2 separate regions of the Homo sapiens genome follow, and region 2 is linked to region 1. Evidence: chromatin contacts called from ENCODE Hi-C or POLR2A ChIA-PET data. All regions are on one chromosome and are shown on one strand. The core of a region is the stretch at or near the end of the contact, and the rest is flanking DNA. Distances in the headings are between cores, read along the strand shown. Region 1 holds the start of CEP135 (centrosomal protein 135). Region 2 has its middle 59 kb from the start of KDR.

Evidence for each region. A loop is a pair of places that touch in the nucleus more often than their neighbours do. ChIA-PET counts read pairs that join two places held with the same protein, here RNA polymerase II (POLR2A). Pooled maps may share reads with other maps.
Region 2: a map of HCT116 shows a loop between it and region 1 (4-fold over the local background). The contact joins the enhancer-like site here to the promoter of CEP135 in region 1. A Hi-C loop is called at or near these places in 1 of 168 maps with a recorded cell type or tissue (HCT116) and 6 of 50 pooled maps. POLR2A ChIA-PET finds 5 or more read pairs at or near these places in 1 of 52 experiments (activated T-cell).

Annotation. Positions count from the first base shown.
Region 1 is chr4:55,944,936-55,951,188 of GRCh38, forward strand. CEP135 (centrosomal protein 135) reads left to right here and starts at 4,010. Exons shown (of 26, transcript NM_025009.5): 1 at 4,010-4,124. EXOC1-AS1 (EXOC1 antisense RNA 1) reads right to left here and starts at 3,077. Exons shown (of 5, transcript XR_941069.4): 1 at 2,905-3,077. RefSeq lists enhancers at 2,819-2,968, 3,587-4,551 and silencers at 3,766-3,905, 3,956-4,415.
Region 2 is chr4:55,181,024-55,187,276 of GRCh38, forward strand. No RefSeq gene overlaps it. Among named protein-coding and RNA genes, the nearest start is that of KDR, 59 kb to the left of the region's middle. Within about 2 kb of position 3,073, at least 8 of the 41 ENCODE cell types and tissues checked have a DNase peak (open chromatin) inside an H3K27ac peak, as active enhancers do; they include HCT116, where a contact is called at or near this core.

The sequences.
Region 1 (6,253 bases), core at 2,760-5,259:
GCCCAGTTTTTCCTTACATTGTTGGATATCAGTTATTAAGAAGGAGACCTGTACCCTGATGGGACCCTCAGTTCCTGCCACCTCTCTGAGAGGTAGCAGGACAGGTGGTGTCATTGAATATGGTGTTCCTAAGCTAGTATGGGGAGGGATCGCTAGGACCCGTGACTCTTGTCCTTCTTTTGAAGCTTCAAGTGCACTTGGACCTGGATTATAGGAAGGTGGCTATTGTTCACCCTGACACATATGTACCCCTTGCAAGAGGGGGTTATCTACAGTATTCGGCTCAGTTTTAGGAGTTTCTTTCTGTGGAGAAGTGCTGGGAGCTTTGAAAATGGTAGGCTTTTGGTATAGGGCCATGAAGGCTTGCACATATGGTATTTCTGACCATTTGCCTTGTCTCTTACAAAATAGTTCTAATTGGAGGATGGTGTCATAATTGAGACTTCCATTGACTGGCCATTGCTCTTGACTCCCTAGCTGAAATTGAGGCCAAAAGGTGTTACAATAAAATATTAGGCATTTCTTTCACAGGTTTTCAGGGTCAAATTGATTCCAATGATTGAAGATGCAGCCAAGAGGGGAGTCAGATAGGACTGAAGGAATGTTTCCCAACACTAATCTGTGGAAAAGAAGAAGGGAGTTGTCAGGCCTCTGAGCCCAAGCCAAGCCATTGAATCCCCTGTGACTTGCACATATATGCCCAGATGGCCCAAAGTAACTGAAGAATCACAAAAGAAGTGAAAATACCCTGCCCCGCCTTAACTGATGACATTCCACCACAAAAGAAGTGAAAATGGCCAGTCCTTGTCTTAAGTGATGACATTACCTTGTGAAAGTCCTTTTCCTGGCTCATCCTGGCTCAAAAAGCTCCCCCACTGAGCACCTTGCGACCCCCACTCCTGCCCACCACAGAATAACCCCTTTGACTGTAATTTTCCTTTACCTACCCAAATCCTATAAAACTGCCCCACCCCTATCTCCTTTCGCTGACTCTCTTTTCAGACTCAGCCTGCCTGCACCCAGGTGAAATAAACAGCCTTATTGCTCACACAAAACCTGTTTGGTGGTCTCTTCACATGGACGCGCATGAAAGGAGTCTCATAGGTTCATGAGTTTACATCTAGAGTCTCCCTTAAGGGTGTCCCCTATTGAAGGATCTGGACTGTAATTTTGGTCCATTTGGGCATCCCCCAAATGGACCTGTCCTCTGAGTGCCAGACGTCTCTAGCCATAGTGGGCACCAGTGCCATTTGAAGAAGGATCCTGCCATAATTGGTGACCTATGATAAGTTTCCCTTTAGTTCCTGGGTGTAACCTTTGGCTTCTAGTATCCCTGTAGCTGGCCAAAAGAGTTTCTTCCCAAATGGTTTCCTTAATTATTGTAGTAACTCTAGTTTGAAGGGCAAGGAATTGCAGACTGCCTAGTTTAAATTTGTTATTAGAGACTGGCCTCTCAATAAGATAGTAGAGTGCCCTCTGACTATATGAGATAAACCAGGCACAGTAATTTCCCCATGGATCCACTGTGCAATTTATGCAATGATCCGAGAGTCTCCACCAGGAGTTTTCTTTTAGCACCAGATGTACTAAACTAAAACAATCTAGATCTGATCCCTCACAGAAGAAGCAGGGTACTCTCATTATCCAGGTGGTTGGCCCTAATCTTCAGGCTGATGCTAATCCTTGGGCTCCCCACAGTCAGTTACCTGTTGTCCTGGCCCTTTGGGTTGGGGGGAGATCTCTAATTGGTCAAAACATGATATCCCAACACAAATGAAGAAAAGAAAAAAAAAATAAAACAAGCAGCAAGGCTGGGCACGGTGGCTGGCTGGGCATGGTGGCTCATGCCTGTAATACCAGGACTTCGGGAGGCCGAGGTGGGCGGATCACCTGAGGTCAGGAGTTCGAGACCACCCTGGCCAACATGGTGAAACTCTGTCTCTACTAAAAATACAAAAATTAGCCGGGCATGGTGGTGGGTGCCTGTAATCCCAGCTACTCAGGAGGCTGAGGCAGGAGAATTGCTTGATCCCGGGAGGTGAAGGTTGCAGTGAGCCGAGATCATGCCACTGCACTCCAGCCTGGGTGACAGAGCAAGACTCCATCTCAAAACAAAAACAAAAACAAAAACAAAAACAAAAACAAAAAAACAAGCAGCAAATAATGTAATAATTATAGCCACACAAACATGCACCTCACTGTTGCAGGGATTGATCTTGTACCCCGTGGGACCCATCTGTTCCATTCCCCAATCAGGTTATCCTGTCACGTTGAGGCAGGAATTTAAAGAAAGTTTTGTACTGCATTTACTCACTCTAAGGATAGTAACAAGCAAGGCTATAGGAAGGTCATGGTGACCTAGTCTAAGAAGCCAGGAATGAGCTCCAAACACCCCTGAGCAATGGTTAAGAAAAACAAATTCCTTTACTGTTTCTCTTTCCTTAGACCATTAATTATGATTATTTTTGCCTATGTTTAGAAAGATTTGTAGGTTCCTGTTTTTCTTTTGACGCAGCTGCAAGGCCACCAGCTAAGCAAAGCCAAAAGTTATGCAAATTTCAGCAGTTATGCTATAGATTACAAAACCTGTCACTGTGTGATTTACTGCCTTGGTTCTGCTTTTTTAATTTAGCCTATATAAGCCAAGCTCTGTCTTTGTTCAGGGCTCAGCTTTTTGGATGCAAATCCACGGAGCCAGTGCACACCTTAATAAAATCCTCCTGCTCCACCCATTGGTCTTTCTGGTCCTCTGCTTTCCCGCAACAATGGGAGTCTTCAAGCGGCCAGTGCCTTTTTCGTTCTTAACTGCCCAATCCGTGCCAGCAGAAGGCAGCTTTAAACCAAAGTGAAAGAGCTGAAGCAAAAAAGAAAGAAAATAAAAAGTCCCAGTTCTTCTGGGCTTACCTCCTGGCTGGCTCACCAAAATATGTTACCAGATTGGAAGTTGGGAGTTCCAGGTTCTTGGTGTTATGAACAAAGAATTGGATGAGACACACAAATAACCACCCCACAAGATTTATTAAGCAAAGAATATACCAGAGAGAGGAACGGGCTTATCTTCAAGTGGTGTCAGCCCTGGATTAATATAGCCTTTGTTCTTTTATACCCACTTCCTACACTTCTTTAACTCTAGGGAGGGGATTTCCTATAATTGTCATATCTGTTTTCTTGTTTTTTCTCTCTTAGTGCGCCTGCGTGAGCTTGCCATAATTTTAAGTGTATGTATGATAGGCATTCCATAGGTATGAGCTGGTCAGTCTTCTGACTTCCTTCCCTATTCTGCTGCCTCAGAAGGCCTATTTGGGAGAAAAGTAAACAGGAAAGAATGAAACTCCCTCTGACTGTCTGGGAAATTTTCAGGGGAGAAATGGAATTCTAGGATTTTACTATGTGTTTTCCATCTGTGAGTGGACTATAACGGTTTATTTCAATTTAATTCCACTCACAAATGTTTTGCTGAGTAGAATAGTCTCTGACTCAAGGAATTCACATTTGGGGGCGGCAGAGAGAGACGGATCAACAAATGATTGTATTTTGATGGATGAATTCTATGGTTCTACAGAGAGCCTGCGGGAGATACTATTGTGGGATAATTAATTGCATTGGGTGGTTGTCAGGGAAAGTTGCAGAGACAACGTGATATCTGCGTTTGGGGATTACGTGGTGAGCAGGCGTTCACCTTGCAGGTGAAGGCTACTCCGCTGCAGGGACCGGTACTGGGGCGGCGTTTGTTCCCCGCACGCAGTAGGTGATCCACACCTCCCGCCGACAGGAGGAAGAGGATGCCAGCTCAGGCACCAGCTGAGGTTTGGCATTTGCTGGCCGCGGGCGCCGACCTCCAGGGGGCGCCGTGGCCTCGCGCTGTCCGGGCCGTTGCATTTCCGGGCACTGGGGCTCCGCCATCGTCGCCAAGCGCGTCCCCGCCGCGAGCCGCTAATCGTCCGCCGCTCCCGTTACCGGGGCAACCGCGGCGCCTCCTCCGTGTCGGCCCCGATCGTCCCTCCGCGCCATTTTCAAACTGCTCTAGCGCCGGAGCCCGTGCCTGGACGGAAGGAGCTAGTGGGGGACTCGAGGCCTGAGGGCAATGCGGCTGGAGGCGGAGGCAACGGCGGCTGGAGCTGCCGGTGAGTCCGGATGTGGGAGCCAGAGGGCCAGCTGCGGCGGTGGTGGCGCCTTCGCCTTCTGGGCGGTACCCGCGGGCCGGGCTCGGGCACTGCCGGGAGGCCGCGCGGCCGCGGGAGGAAGTGAGGCCAGGCCGGGTCAGACCGGGCGGGGAGGGGCGCGGGGACTCTTCCCACCCACCCCGCTCCCACACCCCCTTCCCGTCAACACCCGACGGTAAAGTTGCAAACCGGAGATTGGGTGGAGGAGAGCTTGGGCCGACTCGTCAAGGAGCGTCTGTGTGGGCCGTGCAGACAGGCTTGCTGTTGACCAATGGATAGATTTAAACATTAAAATGCCTTCTCAGTGTAGCAGTCATCCATGCTCTTTGTAACAAAAATGTCGCAAAGCGTAGGACGACAGCCTTTAATTAACCTTTGCCCAGCTCCTTTGAAGCCTCTCCACTGCTTTCCAGCCTTTACTACTTTGAGTTCAATAAGAAAGGACTCTGAGATAACCACAGCTAACGGGTTTCTTTGTTGTCGTTTGGGGTTTCTTGTTTATCTTCTTAAGCCCTGTGCACACATACATACAGCATTAAATGTACTGGTTTTGAGACGCCAACCCCCAGAGTTAAGTAGATGGATACTTCTACACATATATGTATGGGGGACCCCCAAACCTAACCTTTTATGTTGCTTTGCTAGAAACTTAGAGTATAGCCACCATATTTGGATGGGGGTTATGGGGAAAGACAACAGTTCATGGGTGGGGACGGCCTAACATGTTTCTATCTGGGAGGATTTTAATCCGTCCTGTGTATTGAGGCCCTGGCCATGATTTATTGATTCATATTCATTCTCATTCTCTCCCCTCCAAAGCAGGATGTGAGGAGGTATTATCTCTGGGTAACTGGAGTTGGTAGCAAAGAGGGGAAATGTTTTGAGTGGTGCACCGCCTGTAAGTTTACACCCTGCTAGTAATACACCTGGATTTGTCAGGTGTATTTCTGATGTCTGCAGGAATTTCCCTAAAAACCCTGCATCACTTAGGTGTCTCTTGTGGAAAGAACCTAGGAAATCTATGAGGAAGCCATTCAAAAAAAGTTAACAAGAGCAAAGAGAAAGATATACAGAAAGGAGTGACCAAGGAGAGACTCAGGAGACCTGGTCTCTGATGACTGCCCACCTACTTTGTGGCCCCGTGGTTTTGGAAGAGTTACTTTCTTGAGGCAGCCTTTCCTCATGTTTAAGTAGGGATAATATCATTGGTCTTTCTCCCTCACAGGGTAGCTGTGAGGATCGACTTTTACATGTATGCTCATGCATGTAATGCATTTTTTATATATTGTGAAGAACAACAGATGTAAAACAAAATTTTTATTTGGCTTAGAAATACGAGTACCATGACTACAGTTAGTTAGCAAAGGTTAGAAAAGAGCAGAGTTTCTAAAGAAATGATCTTTGGGCTGAGCATATTGGCTCACACCTGTAAACCTAGCACTTTGGGAGGTAGAGGTGGGAGAATACCTTGAGCTCAGGAGTTGGAGACCAGCCTGGGCCACATAGCAAGACCCTGTCTCTAAAAAAGGTAACAATTAAAATAAAAAAAAAAAAGAAATGCTCTTTGGATAACTCCATTTTAGGGCAGATTGATAGGAATATATTCATAAATATTTAAAAAGACAAAGATAAAAACTTGAACAGAGGTACTTATGTGTGTCTTTTTTTTTAATTGAAGTGAAATTTACATGATGAAATGCATAGAGTTTAAGTGTACTATTTGAAAAGTAAATTCTCTAAATGTATACACTTGTGTAACCACTACCCCAATCAATGTAATATTTTCATTACCCTAAAAAGTTGTGTCTTAACTCTTAACGGGCAATCTGCAGCCCGCCTCACCTCCCCAGACAACTCTTGTTTTAATTTCTGGCCCCATAGTTTTAATTTTACTTGTTCATCAACTTCATGTAAATGGAGTCATACAGTATTTGTCTGGTTTCTTTTGCTCAAATAATGTTTTTGAGATTCATCCATGCTGTTGATGTGTATCAGTAGTTCCTTTTATCCCTTAGTATTGCACTGTATAAATATATCATACTTTACCCCTTCTGCTGTTGATGGGGGTTTAGGTTGTTTCCAGTTTGGGG
Region 2 (6,253 bases), core at 1,823-4,322, 760 kb before region 1:
TCCCTGCCTTACACTAGAAATCACACCACAGTCTGCTCCGTGCTAGCATCGAGTTTGGCCTTGGGAAACCTGGTGGAGCCTCAGGATTGCACCTTGATTGGTGCATGGGGTCTGTGAGTCACAGCAGAGGGGGTGGTGACCTCTATAAACTCTTGCTACCAATGACTACACCCCTCACAGAGGGATTGTCTACTAGTGAGAAAAACCATAGTCTGCTTTAGATTCCTGATGTTATTGTAAGTAGGGAAGACCATTACACACTGTACAAAGACATGTTTAACATAACAACAGCCAGCATTTGTAAAGGATCTTTGCAGATTTCTAAGTGTTTTCACATGCCTCATCGCGTTGAATCTTTACTACCCTAACAGATGTGCAGCCATCATTTTCCCCTACAGACCAGCCAGCGAGGCTGGAGGGTGAGGCAACCTGCCCAAAATTCCAGAAGTCGTGGACAAGAGCCAGTATACCAACCCAGGCCTTTTTCTCTATTGTAATTAATTAACTATCTCCAGCTATTTCATTAGCAACACAGTATGGAAGGTCCTTATAGAGGGACAGCATGGAATACCCTCATGTTATTGGTTGATTGTGGTTTATGGAAGTAATGCTATTCCTTCTTAAGATGCCTTCAGGATCGTTTCAACTGTAAGGGAATATTCAATCCTCCCATCCCAGGCTGAGTCGTCATCAGAGCGAACAAGCAGCCTGGCTCAAGTTTCCTTCCTTGGTGTTTTCTTATCTGTCTCCCACCAATGGCTTAGCCTGTATGGGTGAGTGGGGTCAGGAAGTGGCATACAGTCTCTGTTTTTATTCTCTGTTTGGAAATTTTCTAATTATAGGTCACACCAAGAGTTTCCATTCCTCCCCCAACAACCCTCCATGACACTTCACCTTGTTTATGTAACTTAATAAGCAAAGACCCAAGGCTTTTTTTTTTTTTTAAGACTTAAACCATGAAGCTTTTAATGAGGAATCAAACTCATTCCCTTATCTTTCTGGCTAGTAAATAGCTGCCTGTTATCTTCTTAGTGTGTAGCTGAACTTACCATCTCCTTTCTGGTCAGGGGTTTTATAGTCTGATTACGCCTTAGGCTTCCTGTGCAAGCCATCAGAAGAAGGACCATTCACACACACACACTACAAAAAAAGGAGATTTAAGGTAAAGTCCTTTAAAACCCCAGCCTTCATAGAATAAAGAGATGATATATCACAGAATCAAGAAACAGGAGTCACAGATTCAAGATAGATCTATCATGGCATCTGACACAATGAAGTTGCCTATTTAGGGTGTAAATGAGAGCGAGATTTTAGTCAATTGTCATGCTTTGGAGACTGAAAGCTAAGGGCCAACACTTAAATAATTTTATTCCAATTCTACCAAGATTTTTTCCCTAACTTAACTGACTAAAAAGATTATAAAATTTATGTCACCTTAGCCTAGGATCCTCTGGAAATACATTCAGTAATAGTAACTTTTAGACAAAATTTGACCAGTAGCCATAAACCAAATCCACAGAACAAAATGAAAAATATCCTACTTTTAAGAGGCAAAAAGACATTCTTAAGCCAAATGTTATTAAAGCAAAAAACAACTATGTAGGAAATATTCTGTGCTTTTCCCTACCAGCAGTGTTCAAGCAGAAATCACTTCTGCAGAACTACTGAACAATGAAGGCTGGAAAGGAAATATAAAAGAAGTGGTATTTTGGTAAAAAGATCCTGACCCTGAGGATTCGTACTAGTATTAAGTGTTATAAAATTAACCTTTCAACTGTCCTCTGGGGTCTGAAGAACGCAGCTAAATGAAGGAAAACTAATTCATGAAACAGGCTGCCAAGGAGGATCAAGGAAGGAGCTTGCTATTCAGGAAGCTCAAGAAACAGCACCCAAGCAGGGATGCAGGGCCCAGAAAGAAAAAATTTAACTGATTCCAGAAAAGTCATTGAGCTTTGCTAAAGAAGGAGTCGTGGCAGCCTCACTACCAAACATTTGTACCTACCTCCTCCTCCATGTGGTGAGGAGGATTTGAGGCCTGGCACGAAAGCAAGGCCATCACCATCACCATTATTGCTATTATCAGGGAATCCCCAAGCAATGTCCATTCAAGAGATGTTTGAAGCCTTACGCAGATATTTTCCAGCCTTTGAGTTTTTTGACCCCTTTTTTCTTTAACCTTTGTTCCATTTTGATACATGGAAAGATCCTACTCCACTGTCTCAGCTAGATTTCAGTAGGTTTTTCTGTGTGGGAATGTCTCTACATATCTCTGAGCAGTCTATCTTCTGTGTAGGTGCACCAGCAGGAAGAATTTGTTGATCTTTACTATTGTAAAATAAATATATATTTTTATTATTCAGTATAATACAGAATATTTTATGTATATAATATTATGTTGCTTTATATTTCATTGCTTAATATATTATTGTATTGAGTACATTATTTCCCAAGCATACACAACTTTCTCCTCTCCCCAAAATCCTTTACCACGCCCTTTATAAAAATCACTACTTTAGGACTTAGTCTAGGAGAATTATCTCATTTGTGATGTACATTGCAGGGTGATTTTCTAAAGGAAGCAGGACTTTGTGAGCTTGCTGCATTCCTGTGAAAAGAAGTAAAATAGGAACATAAGGCTAATGTAGAGAAAAGTTGGAGGAAGGGCTAATGAGATTAATTAGATAGACAGATAGATAGATTTATTTTAAACATAAATAAACATCACGCTCTTTAGTCCCTCAATACATAAAAGTGGTCACTTGAGCCACCAGAGCTACAATGAATGAATCCAATACACTTTAATGTAATCGCCATGTCTACCTCACAGTGCTTTTAGACAAATTAGCAAAGGGCACCCCTTCCTCAAGGCACTTTACTTTCATCTTCTGGAAATCATTGAAATATACTGATATTTTTTAAGAACAAGAAACTCCCATCTGCTTTAAAACTTGCATGTAAATTTGTACAAATCTATAATACTTATGATGCGAATCATACTCTGTAGAAAGTCCTCTGTTCAGTCCACAGCTTGCTCAGGGACACCCAGCTCCCCTGGCATCGCTTGTGTAATGCCCTTCACCACAACCATGAGGAGCTGTGTTTGTTTTACGCAAGGCTTCATCTAACTCAGTTCCTGGTACACAGTATGTTCTCCAGATAGCAATTGAATGATGGAATGAATGTGTGAAGAAAAAAATGAATGAATGAATGGCCCCTCTTTAACACAAAAATCTATTGCAAAAGTGAAAAATCAGTACAACTAATGTTTACTGAGCACCTACTATGCATCAGGCCCTGTGCTAAGCATATATGTGCATTCTCATTAAAATCCTGTGAGGTACAGATTTTTACTCTTCACAGAAGTTAAGTAACTTGCTACAGTCATTCAGCTGGTGACTCACAAACCACGGGACCAGATAATCACATTCCTAACCACTACACTGGCAAGTCGGCCTGTATCCTGTCGTGCTCCAAGGGGGAGCTACACCTTTTGGAAACACAGAGTTCCCTTGTGTGGCCAGGCCAAGGAAGAGAAGGCATCCGAGATCCCGTGGCCATGATGATTTCCTTTTCTGTCTGTAAAAACAAAGTTACTCTCTTCATGCAACTTAACCAGTAATGAGGTCAGATCACACAATATTCCTAGTCCTGGCCTGCATACCCAGCACTCACCTTTGAAATCAGTTAGCAGCGAGTCATTAAGCTACAGAATAAGAGCCCTCGCATCACCTGTGGGTGCAACACCTGGGCTAATAGCACCCTCTGAAATGTCCTGGCCACTAGATGGCACTGAAGCTCAAATGTCACAGAACTATACGAAACACGTCCCGCCATGTTTTAGGTAAGACAATAGCAACAATAACCAGAACAGCAACATTATTAAATACTTATGATAAGCTAGGTACTCTTCCAAGGTCTCTATTTGCATTATCACATTGAATCCTCACAACTCTATGGGGTGACTTCATTATTATCGCCATTTTGCAGACAAACAGATTTAGAAAGTCAAGTATCTTGGCCAAGGTCACACCGCTAGTAAGAGGCAGAGCAGAGATTTTAGCTCAGGCAACCTGACTCCAAAGCTCAACATTCCTAACACTCCACTGCCATTTCCTGCTACACTATCATTGTCCTTTCACTTAGCTGCTGAGCACATGTTCAGTATCCACCACAGATTATTTTTGAAACTCCTTTTGGAAAATCCTCTCTCATGAGGGAAAAAGAAAACCTGCATTCAGGCCACATAAGCACATCAGGCACAAGCCAAGATTCAGATGTACTGGAGCTATTTGCTCAAGGGCGCAACCTCAAAAGAATATCATCCTGGTGGTGAAGAAATGGGTCACAGCCTGTGGTGCAGCAAAGCAAAGTCAGCTGGATCCAGCTGCAAGGTCTCACATGTTAGAAAGAGCCCCTAGGAAGACGGCCAAGGGCAAGCCCTGGCTCCTCCTTACTCATCATGATATCTAGAGCATGACACTTAAGCATCTGGAGCCTCTGGTATTGTATCTGTTAAAAGGGGGGAAAATGCATGCCTTGTCTTCTCTACTGGGTAAAAGTAAAATGTATAAAGTGTTCACTGTGGTCATTTCAGAGTTAAGTATAATATCATTAAAAGCCTTCATTACCCCTTTTCACCTAGGCAACATCCTTTGCCTTCTTGCCCCATAATTCCTTTTATAACCCAAGTCTGTTTCCAGAGAACTGTTCTCAAAGCATAGATCTTACCAGATCTGCTCCCCCCAGCCCTGCCAATGACTCTATCTTCAATTCCAAACATAGCAGCTAAGGTCTTCCATCACCCACTTGCAACCTGCCTCTTCTTCCTCATCTCTCCCAACTTCGCCTTTCCTTCACCTTATGCACAACTGGACCAGATGCTTTGCTGTTCCCAAACATTCTTATTTCTCTGCCTCTGCATCTCTGCTCAGATATTCCTTCCACCTGTCCATGGTTTGTGCTGCCCAACGTCAGAGCTATTGGGCTTTTAATTAGAGCTTATGCTCTTCCTTTAAGGAATGACTCCCCTGGCATTGCATTGGCCAAGAGATGGGTATATGACCCAGGTAAGACCTCTCAGTCCCTCTTCCCTTGAAATTTGTACCTTAAGAGAAGTGACCCAACCCAAAAGCACTGGAGTTGACTCATCCTTATAGACCATACTCTGAAAAAAACATTGCCATCAATCCCTAGTACATCAATCTATAACATGTTTCCTTAAAGGTACAGCTTTTTACTTCAATTCAGGAGCTATCTCCACAATCCCCAACAGATTCCCCCTGGTGGTGGTGGTGTTTTTTTAATTTTTTTTTCTCTTCAATTAGCCAGAGTTCATATCTGCTTCTTGCAGCCACTAAATAATCCTTCAAGGTTCAGTTCAAATGGCAATTCTTCATAAAGCCTCATTTAGGCACATTTTATAGCAGTTATTTGTATACACTTCTGTTTTCCCTCTGCATTATTAGCTCCTTAAAGACAGGGATCAGGACTTGTTCATCTTCGTACCCCAACTGCCCCCAGTGGACCAGAAACGTGGTCATTTTTTGGTAAATATTTATTGACTTGAATGGCAAACCAGTTAAGAAGGAGAATTTAAAGTACTTTGTAGGATTCAGTGGTATTTTAATCCTGTGTTTTGTAGTGTTCATGCATGCTGTTATCTAATAAAATTTGTTTTTCTAGAGAAATCATCTATCCAAATTCTACAACCATTATCACATTTTCAAGACAGCCTGAGGCTTACAGTGAATTTGAGAGTTCTCCTCAGATCCAGAGTCTTCTAACTTTTGCCCTGCTTCCCCTCTCTGCTGAAATGTCAGGGCTCTGGCAGCTGCCATTATCAGATCCCAAACAAGCGTGTGAATAACAATGGGAAGTGTGACAATTCCCTAGGTTGTTTTTTTTTCTTTAAGCCTTCACAGGAAGAGCTTGACTATGGCGAATTCTATGTTTAGACTGTAGTCTTTTGTATTTAGTTTAGCAAACTGCATTTCAAGGCCCCTAGGATGCAAGTTATACTCATTATAATGCACGAATAATTTCCCCTTCAACATGATTTTCACATCAGAATGATAAAGGACAACCAAATGATGAGAATGAACTGTTGCAGTATGAAACTGACCCACAGCTTACGTAAAACTGTAAGTGAGCACAATTGAATGTTTATTGAAGCATATTTATAAATACTATCAAACCAAACATGATTCCTGTTATCTCTAATGAAAAAATTATACTTTTCCTTTTTCCTGACAAG